2 separate regions of the Homo sapiens genome follow, and region 2 is linked to region 1. Evidence: chromatin loops called from intact Hi-C (ENCODE). Cell type or tissue: MCF 10A. All regions are shown on one strand. Each heading gives the region's core, and the rest is flanking DNA. Links, peaks and the distances in the headings are about the cores only.

The links. Hi-C counts contacts between places; a loop is a spot of excess contacts. Peaks named below come from ENCODE experiments on the same cell type or tissue, not always from the same donor. Only the 100,000 strongest peaks of a DNase experiment are listed, where the experiment ranks them.
Region 2: a loop joins it to region 1, with 6 times the contacts of the local background. A loop is called at or near these places in 6 of 110 quality-filtered maps.

What each region holds. Positions count from the first base shown.
Region 1 is chr1:237,858,117-237,870,779 of GRCh38, forward strand. It overlaps the pseudogene LOC100130331. Among named protein-coding and RNA genes, the nearest start is that of ZP4, 26 kb to the right of the region's middle. In MCF 10A, for the core only: a CTCF peak has its summit at 6,328 (motif pointing right); a DNase peak (open chromatin) is centred at 6,425.
Region 2 is chr1:237,932,069-237,944,731 of GRCh38, forward strand. It overlaps the pseudogene MTCO1P38, the pseudogene MTND2P27, the pseudogene NMTRP-TGG1-1, the pseudogene MTND1P25, the pseudogene NMTRL-TAA3-1 and the pseudogene MTRNR2L11. Among named protein-coding and RNA genes, the nearest start is that of ZP4, 47 kb to the left of the region's middle. RefSeq lists an enhancer at 8,825-9,488. In MCF 10A, for the core only: no CTCF peak of the experiment used is centred there; a DNase peak (open chromatin) is centred at 6,673.

The DNA of each region.
Region 1 (12,663 bases), core at 3,151-11,150:
TTTTCTTCATGAATTACCCAGTCACGGGTAGTTCTTTATGGCAATGTGAGAACAGACTCATGCAGGTACTAAGTTAGGTTGCAGTCCGTTATGTAGAGACTCAAAATATGAAGGCCAAATTTAGTTTAACATGCCTATAATTCAAAACATTGTACTGTATGCTTCAAATTTACTAAGAGAGTAGATCTTAAGGTAGCTAGCTATGTGAGGTAACAGATATGCTTATTAGCTTGTGGTAATCATTTCACGATGTGTATCCATATCAAATCATCACTTTGTACACCTTACATATATATGCTTTTTTGAGTCAGCTATACCTCAGTAAAGTTGGGTTGGGGGGGAAGTAAAAGAAAGTTCCATGGGATGGAGCCCCTGTCCGTTGGAGCTCTAGCTGCCCTGGCAACATGCCCTTGCAGTACCTCTCTCTCCTGTTTCCCTCCCACTGGTCCCTCACTCCACTCCCTGGGTGACATGCAAACATTTGCATTACATATTGACGTGCAAACTACCTGCTCACAAGTCTTTGTGCCAGTCTCTGTTCTCAGGGGAATCTAGGCTAAGACACTAATTGTTTAACCAGTTCAGCAACTGCTCAATTAAACCAACTGGATAGCTTGGACCTCTCTTACTACCAACTATCTTTCTCCTTTGGAAGGAAAATGGAAGGCGGCCACAACAGGTATCCAGGCACAAGAATTCCCAGGGCCACCCAGCTACACAGACATGTCAGCAAAACAAAAGATTCACAAACTAATCATCATCTAATGAAAGAAACTAAATCAGTAATTATGATAAAATCTCCTGGGGTAGTGAGAAAGGAGGAGGAAAGTGGCTTTAACAAATGCATATTTAATGACTTAGCAAGATAAGATAATTAGGCATAGTCTGCAGAACGGTGGGTTGGGGGTGGTTGTGGTGGAAAGACTGCCACAAAACTGTGAGATCAAAGCTCATTTATAAAGTAATTAAATCCCGGGTACAGCTGTTGCCCAAAGGAATATTCATTTTCAAAAAATTTTCATCTTTGACTCAACTTTTGAAAAGCTGGTTATGCCTAAGCCTTAGGGCACGTTAGGAAATCCAGCTGGATTTGGGAGTCGATACTCAACAGGAAGAGCTGAATTTGCATCCTAGGGCCTTCTTGCTCCAGCAAATGATGTGGGCAGTGAAGTTATGACAGGCTCTCTCTGTCTTCCTGTGCTTCAAATACCTTCCTCATTTAATACACAGTGGCCTTTAGAAGTAGGTATCTCCACACATGTCCACAGAGAGGGAACAACACACACCAGGGCCTGTTGCAGGATTGGGGGTGAGGGGACGGAACTGAGAGGACGGGTCAACAGGTGCAGCAAACCACCATGGCACACATATACCTGTGTAACACACCTGCACACTCTGCACATGTATCCTGTTTTTGTTTTTTAGAATAAATAAAAATAATTTTTTAAAGAAAAGTAAGCATCTCCATTTTACCATATCAAAAATGTGAGGTGGTTAGATTAGTTGAACTCAGACATGTTTCCATGTTTCACTTTGAGTCTTGGGTGCAGACACTGACAAGGGCTCAACTGTCATGATTCATTGCTGAAAGGGAAGAAGGTAAAGGAAGCTCTCATATCTTCCAGATGCCTTACACAAATGGCACATGTTGTATACAAATTTGGTAAGAGCTCTTTAACACATTTCCCATTTGCCTCGGAAATACTGCTCGGGCAGCGAGCTTCACTCGTTTTTCCTCTAACCAGGAAATGGGTTAAGCCCACAGATAGAAGTATGATTATTATATCGAGTTTTCCTACAAATAGAAAATAAATGTACTGGTCAGGGTTATTTAAGCATCCCCCTCCCATTGCCAATTACAGACTTCATGGGAAATTAGAGTTGCCATATTCTAGTTTACTCACCAGAGCCTTTGGAGTTTGTTTTGAGTTTGTGTCAATTCTATAGAAATGAATTAAGACAGAGGAATGGGAAGTGAAGCTTCTGGATCTGTAAAGCTTCTGGATCTGAAAGTGGCAAATGCCCCAGTTCTTTCTTTCTTCCAGGCCTCATTAGCTCTGGTCATGCCCTCCTCACAGAAGGCAGCTTAACCCTGAGTCTACAGGTTTCATTAAAATTGCTGAGTAATCGCATGAGAAAAACCCCTACGATAATAGGTATTGATCTTCTGGCATAGTTATTATGATTTTAAATTATAAATCACATCTAGTCAGGTATCAACCAACATCCACAAGGAAACTATTGGTTCAAAATGTATTTATGTATGTATGTATTTATTTATATTTATTTATTTTTATTTTTTGTTTTTGAGACAGAGTCATGCTCTCTTGCCTAGGCTGGAGTGCAGTGGCACGAGTTCGGCTTGCTGCAACCTCTACCTCCCAGGTTCAAGCAATTCTCCTGCTTCAACCTCCGTAGTAGCTGGGATTACAGGTGCGCGCCGCCACACCTGGCTAATTTTTTGTATTTTAGTAGAGATGGGGTTTCACTGTGTTGCCCAGGCTGGTCACGAACTCCTGAGCTCAGGCAATCCACCTGCCTGGGCCTCCCAAAGTGCTGAGATTACAGGCGTGAGGCACCGCACCAGGCCCAAAATGTATTTACTAAGTGGCATCTACATGCTGGTTGCTATGGGTACAAAGATTAATATTAATAGCAATAAAAAGAATAATATGTATATAGTGTATACTGTGTGCCAGGTACTATCCTAAATATACATATATATTTAGAATATATACATTTATGCTAGATGGGGTATGTGTGTATATAAATATACTTCTTTAATTCTCACAATAAAAATTATCTTCATTTTACAGACAAGGAAACTGAGGCAAAAGGAGGTTAAGTAACTCACTAGAGGTAAGACATTCTGAAAGAATTCACTCTGGTGGGGAACAGACACAAAGAAACCACACAACCATGTGATAATGCGATTACAGAACATGTAAGAAGTGCTCTTACAGGGAAGGAAGACAGCAAGGTGCGAAGAACACCTTCTGGAGGAGATGAGAAGCCTTCCTTAGGCAGATGACATCTGAGTGACTCTCGGAAAACGAAAAACAGCTTTCGAAATAGGACAGGCAGGGCATACAGGGCATAACAGAAAGAGGTCATCCAATCTATAGCTTTATTCATAATTGCATCATATTGAAACAACCAAGATGTCCTTCAGTAGGTGAATGGATAAACAAACCGTGGTACATCCAGGGAATGGAACCTTATTCAGCAATTCAAAGAAATGAATAATCAAACCACGAAAAGACATGAAGGAAACTTAAATGCATATTCCGAAGTGAAAGGAGCCAATCTGAAAAGGCTATATACTGTATGATTCTAACATATGCCATTCTAGGAAAGGCAAAACTATAGATAGAGACAGTAAAAAAGATCGGTGGTTGTCAGGGATTAGGGGTGTGTGGGAGGAGATGAATAGCAGAGGACAAGCAATTTTTAGGGCAGAACGACTTTTCTGTATGATACTGTAATGGATATATGACAATATTCATTTGTCAAAACCCATAGAAATTACAACACAAAGAGTGAACCCCAATGGAAACCATAAACTTTAGTTAATAAAAATATATCAATAATGTTCCAATTGTAGCACATGTACCACAGCAATGCAAGATGTTAATGCTATGGGAAACTGGAGAGCAGGGAGAGGAGGAGGAGTATATGGAAACTCTGTACTTTCTGCTCATCCTTTTTGTAAACCTAAAACTTCTCTAAAAATTAAACTCTATTGAAAGAGAAATAAAGGGAGAAATAGCCTTCAAAATATTACAGAGAGAGCATTATAGAAAGAGGGGCATTGAGTCTTCAGAGTGCTTTCCAAAACCTGAATTAATCGTGGAGTAGGAAATATTAAGTCATGAGTAATTTATAACTTAGTATAAATTATTAGTTCATTTTCCTTGCTGCTGTCATTAGCTGGTTTCAGGATGTGAAGAAATGAAGATTCCCTTGGCTGCAAGTGAAACCTAGCTCAGACTCCCTTCGAGTAAAAGGAAGTGTACTGGCTGACGTAACCTGGAAGTCCTAGGTGCCACTTCCGGCATCGCTGAATCCAAGAGTACAAATGAAGTCACTGTAATGCATCTCTCTACTCACTACTTCCTCCTTCTCTCCCTCCGTCTCCCTCCTCCCCTCTTTCTCTGTCGTGCCTCAATTCGATGCACTTCTATCAGGTTGTCTTTAAATAGTGTAGTGATAGCCCCTAGCAGGTCCAGGCTCATGTGATTTTTTTAGTTCTTCTGAGGGGAAACTGTCTTCTCTATGTACAGGGGTTCCTGGGAAAGACATGAGGCTGGAGAGCCAGGCTGGTAAACAGACAGCAGCCAAAGCAGGCCTGAGGATGAAGAAGCAGGTCACAGAGCAAAGTCACTCCATAGGAACCAGCTAGTGAGGTATATCACCATCACCCCTACCACTTCAGGACTCAGTGAATGGTACCCCGGTTACGCTTTGGCCAAAAAATAAGAGCAAGGACATTAGAGGCAATAGGGCCCTGACCTATGTACTGCTTTTCTTATTCTGCTGTGACTGAATACTGTGCCTCCAGCACCTATACCATTCCTATTTCAAGACTACTTTTTGAGAGTCACCTTAGTGGAGGAGACAATGAAACCCCCGTTTGAACAGGTACCAAATCCCACAGCTTTAACTCTATTTGTGCCTTATGTGAAAGGGTCACATGAATTTAAAAAATGTATATTCTAATTTTTCCCATTGTGTTTCTGCAGATCTTGCCGATCCAGAGTCAGTGACCCAGGCCGCAGTTTGAGAAAGTGATAGCTGATAGAATGTCCCTATGGCTGCCTTAGGACACTCAATAAGCATCTAGTACATGAGAAAAATTACATCTGCTTTGCCTCTTATTCTTCTCCAAGGACTCTAAGAATCTAAGTTGTGACACCAAGATAGAAAACAAGATAGTAAAATAATTCTCTGTTATCATCATCTTCTACATTAAATAACTCCCCTAGATAGCTCTATTGTCTAGAGGTCAGTGATGTCCACCAGAACTTTCTCCAGTGATGGGAACGTTCTTAATGTAGTAGCTACTAGACACACATATAGCTACTGAGCAGGAAGTGTGGCTAGTGTAAACTAGAACTGATTTTTAAATTTTATTCCAATTAATATGAATTCAAATTCTACACATGGCTAGTGACTGTCTTATTTGACAGCACAGGTCTTTACAGTCTAATGTTAACCCTTACTAACAGAATGTGCCCCACCCACAATTAAGTGGCCATGTTTTGTGTTACATGACCTTACCCTCCCACCTGATTGGACCACAGGCAGTTACCGGCCCCCAGGACAGCCAATCACAGGCTGCTAATGATCTATACTGTGAAACCTGACTCCATAGGTGAGCTACACCAATCATATTTCTCTCTTTGGATTTTGGAACTGGGAAATTGAGAGGGGATTGGCTATGGGAGCTGAGCTTACTTCATTACACAGACTCAGGGCCCCGGTGGTAACTATGGGCCACCTGCAAACTGGGGCTATGAGAAAACAGGAGTCCTGGTATGTGTTAAAAGGGAGAGCTGGCTGCTGCAGATCGGGGAGAATGGGGTCAGACGTGCTCACAAGAGCAGAAGCTGTGAGGGACCCTCACGGCCCATGAGAAAGAGGCAGGAAGCAGCCTTGGGTTTTCTCTTTGGGGCTTGGCTGTATTTCAGCATGTGTTTATGGCCGCTCACAAGATTCTCTTATTTATTTCCTGGAAATGCGCTCCCTTAGCATAAGCCAGAATGAGTGGAACTCTCTTTCCTGTCATCTAGACCACTTTTAATGAAATTATGATATTGTAATATAAATTATAAAGAAAAGCATGTTATGCACCCTAGAAGTCAATATATTTTTGAGCTGGAAGGAAATTAGGAATCATGGAGTTTAATCTCATCATTTTAAAGATGAGATGGAAGCTATTTTGAAATGTTGCTGTCTAAAGTCACAGAGCTGGTTTCTGAGAAATTTTCAAGTATTAATTTGCTTTCTGAAAGTTTGTTAGAAAAACCAAAATGAAACAAAAAAATCTGTCACTGTAGTTTTTGAGAGAAAAATAAAATACAGTAGTGGATGGATACCTCAGTTTTAAGATGAATCTAACTTTTTAACAGGGCTTACTAACCTAATGGGGTTTCGTTAATAGTTAAAATCCACATTTTACAGGTGTTTGCCCCTAAGTGAATAATTCAGGGTCTCTGTTTTCTGCAAAATATCCTCCCACCCAAATATTTCTGGGGGGCCATGGCGTGTCTCCTGCAGGGTATCGAGGAGAGCTTCCCCAGATGCTCTGCCTCCAAGCGCCACGTGGGGGCGCTGCCTCACCACTGCCTGACCTGCGCACGTGTCCGGGAGAGCGCTGACCTCCGGGCCAAGGCCACTGTGTACTGGCCATTTGCCAAAGCGGAGCTGGCCTCCGCGCGGTTCCCAATTAACCAAAGCCACGTGGATTTGTCATCAGAGCGTTCAAGTGACACGGCCGGGCCCTGCGCGTGTGGAGTGCCTGGTGAAAGCTGCTCCTTGGTTTCTGCTTCCAGCCATAAGGTTCAGACAGGAACCATGAACCCAAGGGCTGGATCAAAAATAAATGTGTCACACAGACAGCTCTCTGTGAGTTCCTCTGAGTCTCTGACAACCTGGGGCCACTTCCCACATCCCGACCTCTTCCTGTTCTCCAATACTGCTTTAAGCACGGTACAGCTTGTGTGCCAGCCAGTGCTACTTCAGGTGGAAAGCTTCCCCTCCCTCCCCTGCCTCCCACAGGAGGCTGGGCACCAGTCGCTGGCCCATGTTTCCACCTCTGATGCACTTCTTTTGGGGCCACACTCCTGGTCCTCTCCCCATCTCCTGCTGTCTGGGGAAAAGGAGAGGCTTACCAGATGAGTGAGTTAGAGAGAGGGGACAGAGCCCGGGGGCCAGTTCCTTCCCCTCTGCAGAGCTCATCTCTGCCAGAGGCCTCTGTTCCTGCCTCCAACACTCTTGAGCTGAGTTGCACAGGCCTTTGTAAAGGGGGCCTGCAGTTTTCCATCTCTGTCCAGGATTGTGTGAGCACATTTAATTCTGGGACGAAATCCTAATAATATTATTTTTGAGCCTCCTCAAGTTAAAACTCACCGCCTATGTACTTGACACTATATTAAGTGTTAAGGATTCAGAGAATACCAAGAAAAGCTGTAAGAATCTCCAGAGAGCTGGTGTCTGGGGAATAGGGACAGGAGGTGTTAGTGCCACTAACCAAGACTGGAGACATCTGCAGAAGAGGGTCAGGCCAAGTCAACCTTGGTCTAACACAGTTCGTGGCATTTTTGGTTTTTTAATTGATACTCTTTTTGAGATGGAGTCTTGCTCTGTCACCCAGGGTGGAGTGCAATGGCATGATCTCGGTTCACTGCAACCTCCATCTCCTGGGTTCAAGTGATTCTCCTGCCTCAGCCTCCCGAGTAGCTGGGATTACAGGCACCCGCCACCATGCCCGGCTAATTTTTGTATTTTTAGTAGAGATGGGGTTTCACCATGTTGGCCAGGCTGGTCTCAAACTCCTGACCTCAAGTGATCCACCCACCTCAGCCTCCCAAAATGCTCGAATTACAGGCATGAGCTACCATGCCTGGCCATGGACACATTTTTGAGTGAGGTTGCAATTTTATAATAGTGGTTTTTTTCTTAGTTGAGATTGTAATAGAATAATTTTAATGATATAATTGTTTTAATGGTAGAATTTAATGCACTGTTTTTTCCATATAGCATTGTGATTTCCAAGTGTAAAAATGTACACTAATAAAAGAATTTTTGAATTAAAGTAGCAAAAAAACTTTACCCTATTACTTGTATATTTCCTTCCAGTCTTTTTTCCCCTCTGTGCAGGTTTTATGTGCCTTTGATGATATGTTTGATTTTAATTCAACTGTAATTATTTTGTCATTTTCTATCCAGAGTTTGTCACTTAAGACTATCTTATGAGAATATTTTCATAGTACAGTCTTCATAAAGATAAGCAAAAAATGGTCATAATATATTTGACTAACCAAATATACTCTAGTTTAATGATTTCTCTATGTTTGGACAATTATTTCAGTTCCCTCCACCTTTTGCTACTATAAATTGACTAAAGGATAGAGCATTTGAAATCAGAAATAAATGGCTGTAACTCTAGCCTTGACGCTAGTAACCTAGGAGCTTTGTGTAAGCTCCTTAGTCTCCTTGAGTCTGTTTTCTGTGAAATGGGAATATGTAATTCTTACTTCATAGGTTATTTTAAGCAATAAATAAATGTTGTACACGAAGCACCAAGTACAATGCTTAACATCTAGTACATGTTTAATAAAAGTATTTCCTACCTCTCTTTCCTATGACATGAATACATAAATAAATTATGTGATTTCTGACAGGCCCTACCTAGCAGACAATTGCAGATCACTAGGGGAATATATTAGATAAGTACTTTGATGTATTAAGGCACCAGCATTTTACAAAACGAATGATGAAATTTATGTCTTTGGCCCAAAAGAGTTTACAATTTAGAGTTAACAATTTTCCACCTGTCCCCAAAACCAGTAGAAAGTTGAATAATAAACAAACCTGCATTCAAATGGATAACCTTCATGAGTCAGGCCCAATATGAGCTCTTCAATGAGTTTTCCTTTAGCATAGAATCTTTTCCCTTCATGATTGCTATTAAGATGTATTTGTTCATTTGTTCACTCATCTGGGCCTGGACCTGTCTAATAAGTCAGGAGGTGACTTGAGTCCACTCCTGAGTTTTGAAGATGGCATCAGCCTTAAGGAGGCTGCTTACCTTCCTCTTTGCTGGGGGGCTGGTAGTGGCAGGGGGAGGGCTTCTTACAGTATGTGTGAATGCTGAAACAATTTATATGTAATTTTGATTAAAGGCTGCCTGCTCTCCACTGGGAACTGGACCTCTGATGATGAACTTTCTCCTTGTGCCATCTACTCTTTCATCAAGCAAAGCTTCCTGAAGCATCTGCTGTATCAGGAGCTCTGCTAAGAGACACAGAAGAGACTGTGACTACCATTTCTATCAGGTAGCTGGTAGTCTAGTGGGGAGGAAGACCTGGGGTAAATTGCTGCTAAAGATAAGTACTATGATGGAGGCTTATCAAGCATTCATTCATTCAATGATAAATGTCTATTGATTATGAGACACCAGTCAGACCTGCACTGGAAACTAAGGATGCAGAGATGAGAAAACATTCTGGTCCTGTCCTTGTCCATCTGTCCATCCTGTCTAGGAGCTGCTTGGCACTACCAGCATTCTTCTCTCTCCTTTTCTCAGTGGAAATGAATTCAACCAGTGTTGTAGTTGGCCAGCAGTTTAAAATAGGACAGTGAATAAAACAAGCATTTTCCCCCTAGGAACTCAGACAGTTGGGGCTAAAGGATTTCACTCTTATCCCTTTGTACCAGATCCTGCCTTGAGGTAACCTGAGACGGCTGGCTTTTCAAATCCTGTGTGTTCTTTCCTAGCTGGAAGTTTGTTCTTCCTTTGTTTTAAAGTGGGGGGAAATTTATGTAAATGGATCTCAGTCATGCAAAGAAGATTTAATTGGTGATTTAGGGGTATAATCTTTTTCCTCCATTGAAAACTTGGAACTGGATTGTTCTTGTCTGAACCTAAACTGTTTTCTTCCCAGGAGTCCTGACTGATTGGGGCTCATCCCTCTTTGGCTGGGAGTCTAGTCCTGGGAGTGCAGGGCTTGTGTCTTCTCCTGTTGTGCTAATTTCCCCTCAAGGAACTGTGTTGGCCCCTTTACCTAAGGATGGAGAAAAGCCTGATATTAATTCCCACTCCTCCTTGAGGACAAAAGGGGAGGAAATAATAGAAGTGTGGGGCTTTCAAAGGGAAAGCCCTAATTCTAAATGATTCCACTAATTAGCCATAGGACCCTATACCTGGTCCCTCCAGGAACTGAGATGGACTGGGTGGGCGATAGGGGTGGGGTGTCAGGGAATTCTAGTGAAACCAGGGAAGGAAACCAACTTACATGTAGAAATTGGGATTTATAATCCTTTGGGTATATACCCAGTAATGGGATTGCTGGGTCAAATAGTATTTCTAATTCTAGATCCTTGAGGAGTCGCCACACTGTCTTCCACACATGCACACACATGTTTACTGCAGCACTGTTCACAATAGCAAAGTCTTGGAACCAACCCAAATGCCCATCAATGATAGACTGGATAAAGAAAATGTGCCACATATACACCATGGAATACTATGCATCCGTAGAAAAAGATGAGTTTATGTTCTTTGCAAGGACATGGATGAAGCTGGAAACCATCATTCTCAGCAAACTAACACAGGAACAGAAACCCAAACACCGCATGTTCTCACTCTTAAGTGGGAGTTGAACAATGAGAACACATGGACACAGGGAGGGGAACATCACACACCTGGGCCTGTCAGGGGTGGAAGGCTTGGGGAGGGATAGCATTAGGAGAAATAACTAATGTAAATGATGAGTTGATGGGTGCAGCAAACCAACATGGCCCATGTATACCTATTAACAAACCTGCACGTTGTGCACATGTACCCCAGAACTTAAAGTATAATAATAAAAAATAAATAAATAAATTGGGAGTCTGAAACCCCTTTGACTTCTGTGATCTGAGACACCAAAATAGATGACCCTTTGTTAACGAAGACAGATCCTGAGGTTAAGGAAATGAAAGTTACCTACAGGTTGAGGTCTCAGGGCTAGACTGGCATGGCAACTTCCTAAATTCCTATGGCTACAAGAAAAAACACACTTTTGCTAAACTCCCTAACAGTAGGAGCTATCAGGAAAATTGTCAGACACTTCCTAACTCTGCTTTACAATCCAGACTCGTACAACTCTGATTGGATAGAGGACCATCTTGCAAACATTCTTTCCTGATAAGCAACTGCAGACCTGAAGTCAGTTCCAGCCAGATCTAGAGACAGCGCACAAAGTGTCTTTGTGTTCTATAGTTCACCTTTTGATGTAGAGCCAAATTCTACCTCATTTTAATCTAAAACCCTGCCCCAAAGTAAACTGAGCTCTCTGTTACATGTGTGTTTACCCATTGTGCATACACAAGACTCCCCTCATAAATATGTATAGCTTTCCCCCAAATCTATGTATGATTCTACTGTGTAATATGGACCCCGTGAGGCATAAAAGCCAACCTGCTCTTCCCTCTTCAAAGAGAAATCACCTTCAGTACATGCCAGAGACAGTCTCTTCTGGTACTGCAAACTGATACCACAAACACAGTTCACCATTCTGCTGTTCAGCCACACTAGTGGTCTTTTGGATGATGATCTTTTCACTTTTCCTCTTTGGGGCTTCCTTTCGGTTTCCTTTGCCTTTAGTTTTGAAGTACAGCTTCTTTTGAAAACTTCACCTAACTCTCTCATATACTGCTGTATTACATTTTGAGAAACTGGGCAATATACATGTCATTTGACCCAGCAATTTCACTTGAAGGAATTTATCTCAAGGAATAACAAGTACAGTACATAAAAGTGTCTGTATAAGGGTGTTCATCCCTACATTGTTTATAATACTGTAAAGACTGGCCATGATATAAATGTTTACCAAGTGAAGACAGCACAATAAAGACTGGTATAGCCATACAATGGAATGCCATGTAGCTGTTTGTAAGGATATCTATATTTGTTTTAAAATATTTCATCATATATGGTGTGTTAAGTTATTCCTAAGTATAGCCATTGGCTCCCTTTGAAATTAAAACCCGTAGGAATGGTCAGCTAACATTGTCATCAGGAAGCTCTCACCCAGTGTGACCACTGTCAAGATCCTCCTCTTTCCCACCTCTTCATCAAACGTGGAGGCTTTGCTAATGGCTGGAGTGATTGTTAAGAATGGTCTTTATTGGCAAAATCAGTTATATTGAAGATTGGGTCTAATGAACTATTTGAAACCCTATATTTGCCTGAAAAAGAACATAAGAATGGAGCAAGGCCTGTGGCCTATGATGACACTTGAGATTCCATCCCAAAATCCAGGGGCCAGTTTAGACTCAGGTTCACCTTTAGACAGCACTCCAGTTGGGTCTGGATTCGCTTTCCTGGTGCCCAGACTGACCAAATTCTATGATATTCCGCATTGGCTACGTGAAGCTTTTCTGCACGATGGCAAAAGACCTAGAGTTGGGCTTTCCCCCAGCTCATGAAATAGATGACATGACTATTTTTGTGATCCTTTCTCTTTGTGTGTGTGTGCGTGCGTGTGTGTGTGTGAATTTGACCTTGTTTTCATTCGTGAGGGGAATAGCTGACTCTCATGATCTCAAAATTTTCTGTAGCTACCAATCTCTACCAAAGTGAACTTAAGGCATATACATGGCCAGATTGGCTAATGTCAGTTGGCCACACCATTTAATGATGATGCAGATTTACATCGTTAATGTGGAGATGTCTGTGATATATTGGTGCATTTGTTATCTGCTGCTGTGCAACAAAGTACCCCCAAGCTTAGTTGCTTAAAACAATAATTGTTTATCATCTATCACAAGTTCTGCAGATTGGGAATTCAGACAGGATGCTGTAGAAACAGCTTATCTCTATCCCGAAGTATCTGGGACCTGGATTCATTAGAGGTACATTCTCTCATATGTCTAGGTACGTTCTCTTACATAGCT
Region 2 (12,663 bases), core at 3,114-11,113, 74 kb after region 1:
GAAAGGAAGGGAGGACACAGCTCCTGATCACTTCACAGGGCTGCCACAGCGGTTCTGGATGCCTAATCAGGATTATTTTTTATGGGGGAAAAAATAAATGTTTACCTTGTTTGGGCCTCTTTTACTTGGAGTTTTTCTATGTTAAGAAACCAGACTTGACCCCAACTAAGAAAATGTTAAGTGACAGAAGGTGAAGAAATGGTAGATAAAAAAACTATTCATTAGCATTAGTTGGAGAAGTGACAGGTTGTTCCAGCCACAGCTTCTATTTTGTCAACATGGCCTCCTTGACATTTCAAAGCATGGGAGAGAAGGCAGATTCCTAGTTGTGCTCATGCAACTTAGAAAGCATGATTAAGCTTAGGCTGCTCAGATGCATCCTGGGAGGAGGTACTTGTGAGTGCTTATGCTCAGGTTAAGAGATGATTTTCCTGAAGTTTGTATGTATTAGGTCTCTTTTTCACATTACAGTATTCTTCTCCTTCCCCTCCCCATTCAGATACTTCCTCAGCTACTGTGACTCTTATATATTTTTGGCATCTTATGACACTATAGACTGATACTACAGATTCTTTCAGGAAGAAAATAGAGATGGGGGTCTTGCTATGTTACCAAAGCTGGTCTCAAACTCCTGGCCTCAAGTGATCCTCAAGCATTTTTACTTTTGATACCCCCAAATCACAAGGAATCCTTTAACGAGACCAAAGTCAATGAGGGCTGCAAAACACCTCCTGATGCTTGTCTACTTAAACTAGAAGTAGGCGGCAAAAAGCGATTTATCCTAAGGGTTTTAATCCAGATCTTATATAGTGAGATGTGCCTAGAGCAGTATGGCATCAGTAGCAGCATGAAGAATTTGAACCGCTGAACAAGAAACTTAACAAGAACTTAAGTAGGTGTGACTCAGAGATGTTGGTCTCATTAGTGGGAAAGGCAGCAGATTGTATAAAGATGCCATTTGGTTTAGACATGTTGGATTTGGTCTAGACATGTTGGATTTCAGATGATGCAACATATTCATATGGAAATGTCTAGTATAATTATAGAACCAGACAATGTAAGCATTGCAGGAGACCAGGCCACCAGTGGTCATCTTCTCCATGCTTGTACACCTACACATTGCAAGAAACTCATTAATCAGCTAGCTCATCCTTTTACTTGGCTGGCTGACCCACAGGCCAGGCTTTTCATGGCTGTTTCTGTTTCTCCTGACCTGATTTCCCTGAACACAGTTAATGGGCCCAGGGTGGACACCTGACCAAGACTGGTCCACTGAGATTCTTTCTCAGAAATTTGGAATTCAGACTGACATCCATCATATCAGTTTCTTTAAAGAGTGGCTGTATCCTACCCTGGGGGCTGGAAGCAAAAGACAGACAAACATTGGTTAAAAAAAAACAAACCTCTGGAAAATTTTGCTATTTCTGATTCTTGCCCCTTCCTGAGGCTCAGCAAAATCCATCCTTTGTGGTTCCATGGAATTTCCCACTTTTCTCATAATAAAACCTTTATTGCTCAAGGTGCCTCAAATTGGTTTCGCTTAACTTGCCACCAAATGATCTTTACAAAGAACACATAGAATATGAACATTCTTTAGTATTACCATGGTCTGAGCACCTGGCAGGGGTCACAAAGAACCCTAGCGGAAACACATCGGACAGAACATGATGCCATTTTTTCCAAGTCACAAGGACAGGTCACAAGTGCACCCAGGACTCACTTGTCCTCTTTGCATACTGTGTCTAGCTGACTACCAAAGCCTTGGAAAGGTGCCAACATGCCAGTACTTCCTATCTACTTTGACATGATACACTACTAAATATGGGTAGGTTTTGATGTAATAACCTGATATTTTGGTTGTGGGGAATTACCAAATTGGAAAAGAGAGAGCCCACACCAAAAGCAGGGTAATCAGGCAACAACTGAACCACGGAGGATTTCTCAAGGAAAATGCAGTGCTCTTCATTGATTTGGCAGCAAACAAATTCCAAGTGTTTCATGTTTCTCCTCTGGGTTGCCATGTGTATTAGTCTGTTCTCATGCTGCTTATAAAGAACTACACATGACTGGGTAATTTATAAAGAAAAGAGGTTTAATTCACTCACAGTTCTGCCGGGCTGGGGAGGCCTCAGGAAAGTTATGACTATGGTAGAAGGGGAAGCAAACATGTCCTTCACATGGTGGCAGAAAGGAGAAGAATGAGTGCCGAGACCAGCTCGGTCATAGAGACCCTAACCCAGCGGCACTAGAGGAATTAAGACAAAGACACAGAAATAGAGTGCAGAGTCGGAATCGTGGGCCCACAGCCTTCAGAGCTGAGAGCCACGAACAGAGTTTGACCCACATATTTATTGACAGCAAGCCAGTGATAAGCATTATTTCTATGGATTATAGATTAGCTAAAAGCATTCCTTACGGGAAACAAAGGGACAGACTCTGGCTTGTTATCCATAGCAGGAAGATGTCCTTAAGGCACAGATCGCTCATGCTATTGTTTGTGGTTTAGGAACGCCTTGAGCGGTTTTCTGCCCTGGGTGGGCCAGGTGTTCCTTGGCCTCATTCTGGTAAACCAACAACCTCCAGTGTGGGCGTCATAGCCATCATGAGCATGTCACCGTGCTGCAGAGATTTTGTTTATGGCTAGTTTCTCATGGCCTGTTTATGGCCAGATTTGGGGGGACTGTTCCTAGCAGGAGCTGAGCCAAAGGGGAAACCCCTTATAAAACCATAAGATTTTGTGAGAACTTACTCACCATCATGAGAACAGCAGCATGGGGGCAATTGCTTCCATGATTCAACCACCTTATCCTGGGTGCCTCCCATGACCTATGGGGATTATGGGAATTATAATTCAAGATGAGATTTGGGTGAGGACACAGCCAACCCATATCACCATGTATGTACATCTGTGTTCTCTTAGGCATTAAAGATGCTGCCTCTGGGCATGGAAGGCTTTACTTTTACAAATTTAGGAGTGAAACATCAACATAGAAACAGGGAAGCAAAGCAGCTTAGTTTTTAGAATGACTTCAACTTTGTTCTCTGCTTTCTGTAAATCAATCAATGAAAGAATGTCTAAAAACTTTGAGACAGACGGGATTCAAAATGTTTTATGATTCATAATGTGCTTCAAATGTTAGCTGACTACCAAAAGCTGCAGTACATATCAGGCTTTGAAGCACCCCTCTCTCCTTGCCCCATCCTTACTTCCTCATTTTCCTAGGGGTAAAAGATAGGGAAGGAGTAATATTCATACGTTATGTTGGATATGTAATGTTCTGTAGCCAGAAGCCAGGCAGTGAAATGTATAGGGTTGGTACAACAGTAATCAAGGTTTTTGCCCAAGTAATGGCAAAAACCTCAATTGCTTTTGCACCAACCAATATTAAGATGAGAGCTAGAATTAAGATGTTTCCTTGGTCATTCATTGTAAAAAATTGATGATTATTCTACTAGAAGTGCACATTTAAAATTCTTTCATGTATAATAAATTGCTAGTCATGAAGTGTAAAGAACTACAAGAAGTGTAAACATGTCAGTTTTTCACAGAGATGAATATTAATGAAGGACATAACCCTTGTTTACATATTTAGACAAAATTGTGAGATTTCTTGACTTGCTATTACCTTAGCAAATCTCAAAAGTGATTAACGGTTATTTCTCTTTGCTTTTTAAAAAATAGTGTTTGGCCTGATTTTGCTGTTGGATGGGGCCATCCAAGTGTCACAATAATAGGAGAGTTTTATTTTGGGATGATTTAGACTTCTTTGCATACTACTTTTTGCATGGTAACACATTATTCTGCTTTAGAAAGATTTTGCAAATTCCCCATGTTTCAGAAAGAGTCAAAGCAAATGCCCAGTTTTTTCCCTCAGGGTGTTTAGTTGGGACCCAAAGAATGACAGGGGAGGGGACGGCCACCTTACAGACCGTGGACATATAGGACAGAGCAGCCTTTAATTATCAAAATGCTCATCAAACAACTGGTGCAAGTCTACATTATAAAGTGGGCTGGCAGATTTATTTCCAAATGTGTTTTTCTTCTCGTTTTGTTTTTGGTTCATTTGAGGCAAAGAATGTTCCATTGGTTACCTGATTAAACATAAAATTGCTGTTTTCTTAGATTGCCTATTATCAGAGGTAGGTATTAAGCTAGCTATTAATGGTTTGAAATTATTCAAGTTGTGAAAGTGCTATAGATTCGTGAATATTCAGTTCTTGGAAGACTAGAATACATAAAGGAGCTCATTCCTGTGCAGAGGATAAGAACTGGATAAGGGGAAGTGTTGGTTATTCAGGGACAGTTTTTTTTTAATTGTTGACTATATACATATACCTATATATATATAGGTATATGTATATATGTATATAGTTAACTACATATATTTTTAGGTATTTAAAAATAACATTTTAAGTTAAAAATGTTGCATATTATAGTTAAATTCTATACCTCAAATCACATGGGATGTATTAATTTTGCTTTCAGCTTAGTTCCTCTTTACTCATTTGGGCAGTTTAGGTCATAGTACATGTAATATATGATTCTCTGCCAAATAGTATAAAACAAATTTATGTAAATTTTTCCAAAGTACAAAAGTACTTCACAGAGTGATACGATCAGTGAAGGAAGGATGTCTAAAAAAGTTTGGGAAATGCTATGTTTTGTGTTCTCTCTTTGGGATTCACAAAGTTAATTCTCAGAAGTCTTTTAATAAAAAAGGTGTTTAGCTAGAGATTTGCCAAGCAAAAACCTTCTCTGAAGTACTGTCTATGAATATCTCCCAGAAGCTTTGGGAAATGCTGCTGGAAAGCATGGTAATTTGATCAACTCTTGTGCTGAGGCCTCTTATAGAAGTCAAATAGCACACAGTGAAACTGTCTTGATGATGAGCCCACTCAGACATTGGTATTCTCTTGTCCCATTAGCTAGATTTCTGCCTTAAGTTGTTCTCTGTTTGTTGCTCTTGTTTTTGAGTTACTTTTTAAAGTCCTAAACTAGGTCACTACTGGCTGCTCCATAACAAAATCCCCAATTGACACCCTAGACCTCTTATGAATAGGACTCTTTCCTCTGAGCCCATGTGCTCTTGGGACCAGCTCCCGAGGGCATGACTCTGGACATAGTGATAGGCTGCCTGCCTACTTGCATGTCTGCATATTACTTGCCAGTTAAACCACCATGAATAGCCTGGGTTTCTTGTGTTTGTGCAAAACCATAGATATTGGATGTCATTCATTTAACACATATTTATTGAGTGTCTACTCTGTGTCAGACATTCTTCTAGACTCTGAGTACACCAGGGAATATATCAGATAACTTCTCTGCTGTAATGATACTGATGGTTGGGGAGCCAGGTAACAAACACATCGGTAAACAGTGATGTATGCTGTGAATTGGATATGAGGATTGAAAATTCTAGAGTCACAGAACATATGGTGATTTTAGATGTTGTGGGTTAATAAAACTCGCCCTGCATGAGAACCTGAGATTCAGTCCAGCTGTCTAGATCTGTTTCTCTGGTAGTCCGATAAGGGTAAGCATGCCAACTATATTATTAAGCAAGCTTGCTTATGATAAAAATGATGTCACATTAGCAAATTGCATCTGAACCAGAGGCACCGCAAATAAACTCTAAGTTTATTTATTTATATGGAGGTGCTATGCTTTAGGCTTCTTTGAGTCCATGAGTCTTGTAATCAGCATGCTGGTTGTGGAGAGTCTATAAAAAATGCCTGTAGATTTATTGCAAGAGTTATTAGTTCTTGTGGGGCAGAAGGCATTTAAGCCAGGACAATTCCTGCAGTGTGTGACATGGATCTCTTCCTGCCCCATTGTGGACGATAGCACATGAGTTGCTGCAAGGATGCCCAATGCTGTAGAGGGACCCTTGAGACTATGGTTTTAGCAGGCTCAATTTTGTTCCTGTCCTTTTTAGTGAATTGGAGTCCTGCGTGGTGCACAGTTGTCTTATGAGATGACACGTTAAGTGTAACCTAATAAGGTCTCCTGATGGGTGCAGCAAAAGAGGTGATCATAATGAGCAGAACACAAGTGAGGGAGGGAGACAGGTGAAGATGGTCTCAGGCAGGGGGAAGAGCAGGCACGGAGGCCCTGGGGTAGGAGCAAGTTTGTCATGATGAAAGAGGAGCAAGAATGCAAGTGACGCAAAAGATTCGTGAGAACTTCTGCATCTGTGAATTCATGCATGTGCCTAAACTTTTGGAGAGTAGGTGTGGTCATGGGAGTAACACAACCGAATGCAGTGTTCTCAAAGTGCTGTTGGGATCACTTCATTCCTTTTGTAAAATATTCATTAATGCTGAAAAAAATTGAATTCTGATGCTGTTTTGAAGGAACGAAACTGTGACTTATGTTCACAATATACAGAGCTGCTTTTATGTGCCTTTGTGGCCAATATCACATTCCCTGTAGATACACATTTTTCCCAATTTGGGAAACTCGGGGAGAGACAGCTACCCCTATTATCACCTCCCTCTTCCTGTGACCCCAACCCTTCATATGCTTTATGTAACTGACACTCTCAGGGTTAGATGAGCATTACTGTCTTTAGTCTTCAGATGCAAAAGTTAAATGACAGGATCGCGGGTATGCCCTAAGGTGGTGGAACTGAGATATGAACTCAGATCTTTCGACATTTGTTTTTCTACTGCCCCCTGGCGGTGGCGATCTTTGATCAATGAGACACGTATTTGGTTCGCTCCTTTTCCTTTTTAGGTAACTGAACCTTCCTGTGGAGTCTCTCTGCATTTCCCTCATTCCTAAAGAGTCAGTTCCTGTTCAGAATCTCATATTTGGACCTTTAATAGCCTCTGACTTGCTCTGGCTGTTTCCAGACATGGTCTCAGTCATTCCACTTCTGCGATCATTCCCCAGGCTGTGATCATTGGTAAGCTATTATCAGAATGGACCATCTATTTCGGATACTCTATCAATTAACTGCAGATGTGATTGCTTGACCTAGTTGAATGCCCTGCAAAAGAAGGTGTACTCCAAGTCCAAGGAGGGATAGCCTTGATTGTTTTCTCACTTCCCTAGTCTAAATTCAATCTCTTGCTATGTATTTCTGAAAGGATCCCTAACAAATTAAGATTGCTGGAGTTCGATGGGGTTTGGCTGGAAGAGCTAAAATTGGGCTGAGAGAGTTCAGAGGTTGCTTGGCAGCAACAGGGGCAGCAGAGAGTTGTTGCAAAAGGAAGCTATGGTGGACCGATAGAAGAAGGAATGGCTGCTCTATTGCCATCTCAAAGCTGCAGCCAAGAGCCAGCAACTAAGGAAGATGCAGGGTCAGCCAGCCTTGAAAATGGAATAGGTAGCCAGACAGAATTGGGATGACAGAAGAATCAAAGATAGCAAACGGAAGCCTTTAAGATGGCACTGTCCAATAAAAATAGAATGCAAGTCACAAATAGATGCCATGTATGTGCTTAAATTTTCTAGTAGCCACATTACAAAAAAAGTAAAAAGAAACAGGTGAAATTAATTTTATCAATATATTTTATTCAACTCAACATCCAAAATACAACTTCAACATGTGTCAACATAGAAAATTATTAATGAGATAGTCTACATCTTTTTCATACAACAGCTTCAAAACCCACAGTGTAGACCAGGTGTGTTGGCTCATGCTTGTAATCCCAGCACTTTGGGAGGCCGAGGCGGGTGGATCACCTGAGGCCAGGAGTTTGAGACCAGCCTCACCAACGTGGAGAAACCCTGTCTCTATTAAAAATACAAAATTAGCTGGGCGTGGTGGTGCATGCCTGTAATCCCAGCTACTCGGGAGGCTGAGGCAGGAGAATCGCTTGAACCCGGGAAGCAGAGGTTGCCGTGAGCCGAGATCGCGCCATTGCATTCCAGCCTGGGCAACAAGAGTGAAACTCCATCTAATAATAATAAAAAAAAACTCCACAGCGTATTTTATACTTACAGCATCCCTGACGTGGAGTTGGCCGCATTTCAGGTGCTCAATAGCCACATGTGGTTAGCACTACCATATTGGACAGAGCAGCCCTAGGATAATGCTGGATAACAGACAATGATGCAAAGGGGCCCAGAAATGGTAGGGGAAAAGTAATGAGAGAGAGAGGCTGGAGGCTGGAGGCACAGACGGCCCTGACTGGGAGTTGTACTTTTTGACAAAGTGACAGCTTGAAGCTTCATTTTCTAACTTGGACTTTGCCTTTTATAATTTATTATAATGTAACTCTTTAAAGAGTGTGGGTAGGAAATATAGAATATCTGAGCTGGAAGTTCTCTTGGAGACTTTAGACTGAATAATAGGAATTGCAATTTGTTTTCTACTCCTGAAGCTACTACGATTAATTGGTTGAAGCTGCCCAAACCACTGGGTTGAGAAGGATTCTGAGGTTGTATCTTGCCTCAGTAGGAAAGAGCACAGTGATTGTCTTTCAGGGATGACACATATTTGCCATCATCCTTGATATAGTACAAAGGTCTCGAGGTTCTGGAGACCTACTGGACTCTGTGAATTATTACCGAGCTCAGTTTCTTCATTTGTAAAATAGGAATAATTGTCAGGAATAATTTAATTCCTGGAATAATTGTCAGGAATAATTTCAGGATTGCTGTGGACATCAAATGATATATGTTAAGGGTCTAACACATGGTTATAAATGCTAATTTCCTTCTCATTTTCCATTTACTATTTGATCATATTATTTATCAGGGGAAACGCCATATCGGGGGCACTAATCATTAGAGGGACTAGTCAGTTGCCGAAACCCCCAGTTGTAATTGGTATCACCATAAAGAAGATTATGACGAATGCATGGGTGGTAACAATAACATTATAGATCTGATCGTCTCCTAATAGAGTTCCTGGTTGGCCTATTTCAGCTTGAATTAGGAGGCTTAAGGCAGTGCCTACTAGCCCCGCTCATGCACCAAATAGCAGATACAGTGTTCCGATATCTTTGTGATTAGTTGAAAACAATCAATGGTTGATGAACATTAGTGGAAAAAGGGTAAAATGACTGAGTAAGCATTAGACTATAAATCTAAAGACAGAGGTCAAGACCTCTTTTTACCAGCCCTGAGGTGATTTTTCATGTTGAATTGCAAATTCAAAGGAGCAGCTTCAATCCTGCAGGGCTTCTCCTGCCTTTTCCCCCCAGTGGCGGGAGAAGTAGATTGAAGCCAGTTGATTAGGGTATTTAGCTGTTAACTAAGTTTTCATGGGTTTGAATCCCACCGATCTAGCAAGGGCTTAGCTTAATTAAAGTGGTTGATTTGCATTCAATTGATGCAGAATAGAGTCTCGCAGTCCTTAGGTTTATTACAGAAATTAAGTAAAATGTACTTACTAAGGGCTTTGAAGGTCCTTGGTCTTTTTTAACCTAAATTTCTAAATAAATAACACTACTGGAGAGACTGGTAAGAAGAAAATAGAAATGATAAGCAGAAGGAGGAGTAGTATGGTTTTTGTATTTTCGAATTGTCATTTTATTTTCATATTATTAGATGTGGGGAATATTGTCATTGAGACGGAACAAATTAGGCGTATATAAAAGTACAGGTTGAGTAGCATTATAATAGCTATAACGTTCGGGGTAATAAGACTATTGTTTTTTGTAAATTCTTGAATGATAATTCATTTAGGCAGGAATCGTGTTAATGGAGGTAAGCCACCTAGGGATAATAGAATTAGTGGAATTATAGGTGTTAATCATGTTAATTTATTTCAAGTGCCAGATAGTGATAGGGTTGTAGTGCATTTACTCAGGTTAAGTACTAGAAATGTGGTAATTGTTAAAATAAGATAAACAATCAGATTTAGAATGGTAATGTCTGGGTTATAAGTTAGTACTGCTATCATTCAGCCTATGTGAGTACTCGAGGAGTAGGCTAGGATTTTACAGAGTTGTGTTTGATTAAGTCCTCCTCAACTGCCCACTATAATGGATAGAATTGTGGAAGGTAGGAGAATATCCATATTTATTAATGGGAAAATGTGAAACATAAGAGAGATGGGGGCTAGTTTTTGTCGTGTGAGAAGAAGTATGCCAGATATTAGAGAGGTTCCTTGGGTTACCTCTGGGACTCAGAAGTGAAAGGTGGCTATTCCTAGTTTTATTACTAGAACCATTATTATTATTAAGGATGAAAATTGATTAATAGTATTTATTATTGTTCATTGTCTGGAGGACAGGTTATTAGTAAGGATACCTATTATGAGAATTATAGATGTGGTTGCTTGTGTAAGAAAATATTTGGTGGCTGCTTCTGTAGAGCAGGGATTAATTTTTTAAATCAAGATTGGGGTAAGAGCTAGTATCTTTATTTCTAGTCCTGTTCAGATAAGAAATCAGTGTGAGCCTAGCATTGTGTTAAGAGTTCCTATGAAAATAGTGAGGAAAGTAATAAGTTGGGCTAATGGGTTAATTAGTACGGGAAGGATATAACCAACAGTTTTGGGGTATGGGCCTGATAGCTTATTTAGCTGACCTTACTTTAGGACTTGGTGTAATAGGTAGCACGAAGAGATTTGGATTCTCAGGGGTAGGTTCAATTCCTATAGTTCTGGAACTAAGAGGATTTTAACCTCTGTTGTTTACTCTACCAAGTAATTGTTTTGTCAGACATATTTCGTATGTTTGAGGTGGAATTCTGGAAATTAGAATACGTATTGAAGTATATCATATGCAGAATGCTGGTGTAAGTGGTATGGAATTTTTTCATAGAAGTTATATGAGTTGGTCGTAGTGGAATCAGGGGTATGCTATTCAAATTCATAAAAAGAGGGCAGTTAAAATGAGGGTTTTGGTAATGAAATTTATGGTATAGAGTTCTGGTGAATATATAGTGTGCAGTGATCCTAGGAAAATAGTAGTAGTTAGGGCATTTATCACGATAATATTCATGTATTCTGCTATAAAGAAAAGGGCAAATGAACCTGCAGCATATTCAATGTTGAAACCTGAGACTAATTCTGACTCTCCTTCTGTTAGGTCAAAAGGGACTTGGTTAGTTTCTGCTAGCACGCAAATAAATCATATCATGGCTAGGGGCCATGATGGTAGGAGCAGTCATAGGAATTCTTGCATTGTGATGAGTGCATATAAGTTGAATGAGCCACTTATTAGTAGGACTGATAGCAGGATGATGGCTAGGGTGACTTCATGTGAGATTGTCTGGGCCACGGCTCGTAATATGCCGATCAGGGCATAGTTTGAATTGGATGCTCATCCTGATGATAGAATGGAGTAGACGGCTAGGCTTGATGTGGCTAATATAAATAGGAGGCTTACATTAAAATTAATTAGGGGATCCGGTATAGGGAGGGGGGTCCACAAGAGGAGAGCGATAGAAAGAGCCAGGGTTGGGGCAATAATATAAACGGGAATAGTAGATGTTGAGAATTGTAGGGGTTCTTTGGTGAAAAGTTTTATTGCGTCAGCGAATGGTTGGAGCTTTCCATAGGGGCCTACCGTGTTAGGTCCTTTGCGTATTGTATATAGCCTAAGATTTTTCGTTCAATGAGTGTAAGGAATGCTATAGCGATTAGGGTGGGAATAATAAGTAGGAGAAGGTTAATTATAGGCATATTGTTAAGAAGAGGAGTTGAACCTCTGATTGTAAAGTTTTAAGTTTTATGCAATTGCTGGGCTCTGCCATCTTAACAAACCCTGTTCTTGGGTAGGGTGTGTGATGATTTGTTAGATTGAGATAATATCATCTATGGGGCGAGGGCACTTTATGAAGTGGGCCCTATTTCTCTTGTCCTTCTGTACTAGGAGAAATGTTAAATAGATAGAAACTGACCTGGATTACTCTGGTCTGAACTCAGATCACGTAGGACTTTAATCATTGAACAAATGAACCCTTAATAGTAGCTACGCCATTAGGATGGCCTGATCCAACATTGAGGTTGTAAACCCTATTGTCTATATGGACTCTAGAAAAGGATTGTGCTGTTACCCCTAGGGTAACTTCTTCTGTTGATCAAATTATCGAATCAATGTGTGTCAGCTCGCTTACACTAGTGCGGTCTTAGTCTAGGCTGTTTGGAGGTTGAATTATACTCCGAGGTCACCCCAACCAAAATTTTAATGCACAGACAGTATGCTAAGGCCTGTAGGCTTTTTGAAGTTTTATTTGCATTAATGAGTTAAAGCTCCATAGGGTCTTCTTTTCTTATTTGTTTATACCCACCTCTTCACGGATAGGTCAATTTCACTGATTACAAGTAAAAGACAGCTGAACCCTCGTGTGGCCATTCGTAAAAGTCCCTATTTAGGGAACAAGTGATTATGCTACCTTTGCACAGTCAGGATACCGTGGCCGTTGAACATATGTCAGTGGGCAGGCAGTACCTCTAATACTGGAAATGCTAGAGGAGATATTTTTGGTAAACAGGCCGAGTAAGATTTGCAGAGTTCCTTTTACTTTTTGTAATCTTTCCTTAGAGCATGCCTGTGTTGGATTAACAGAATAAATAATAAGGTGCTTGTTATATTGCTTATTAATATTAGGCTGTTAGTTGTCAGTGGGTTATTCCAGTCTGATATAAGCTTATGCAATGGAGAATATTTTCACGTTACTTATGTGAACATTATTGCTTCTATTAAATAACAGATTAGTCCAAGGTGTTGTTAGGAGTTCAGTAAAGTGATTAGAATTTA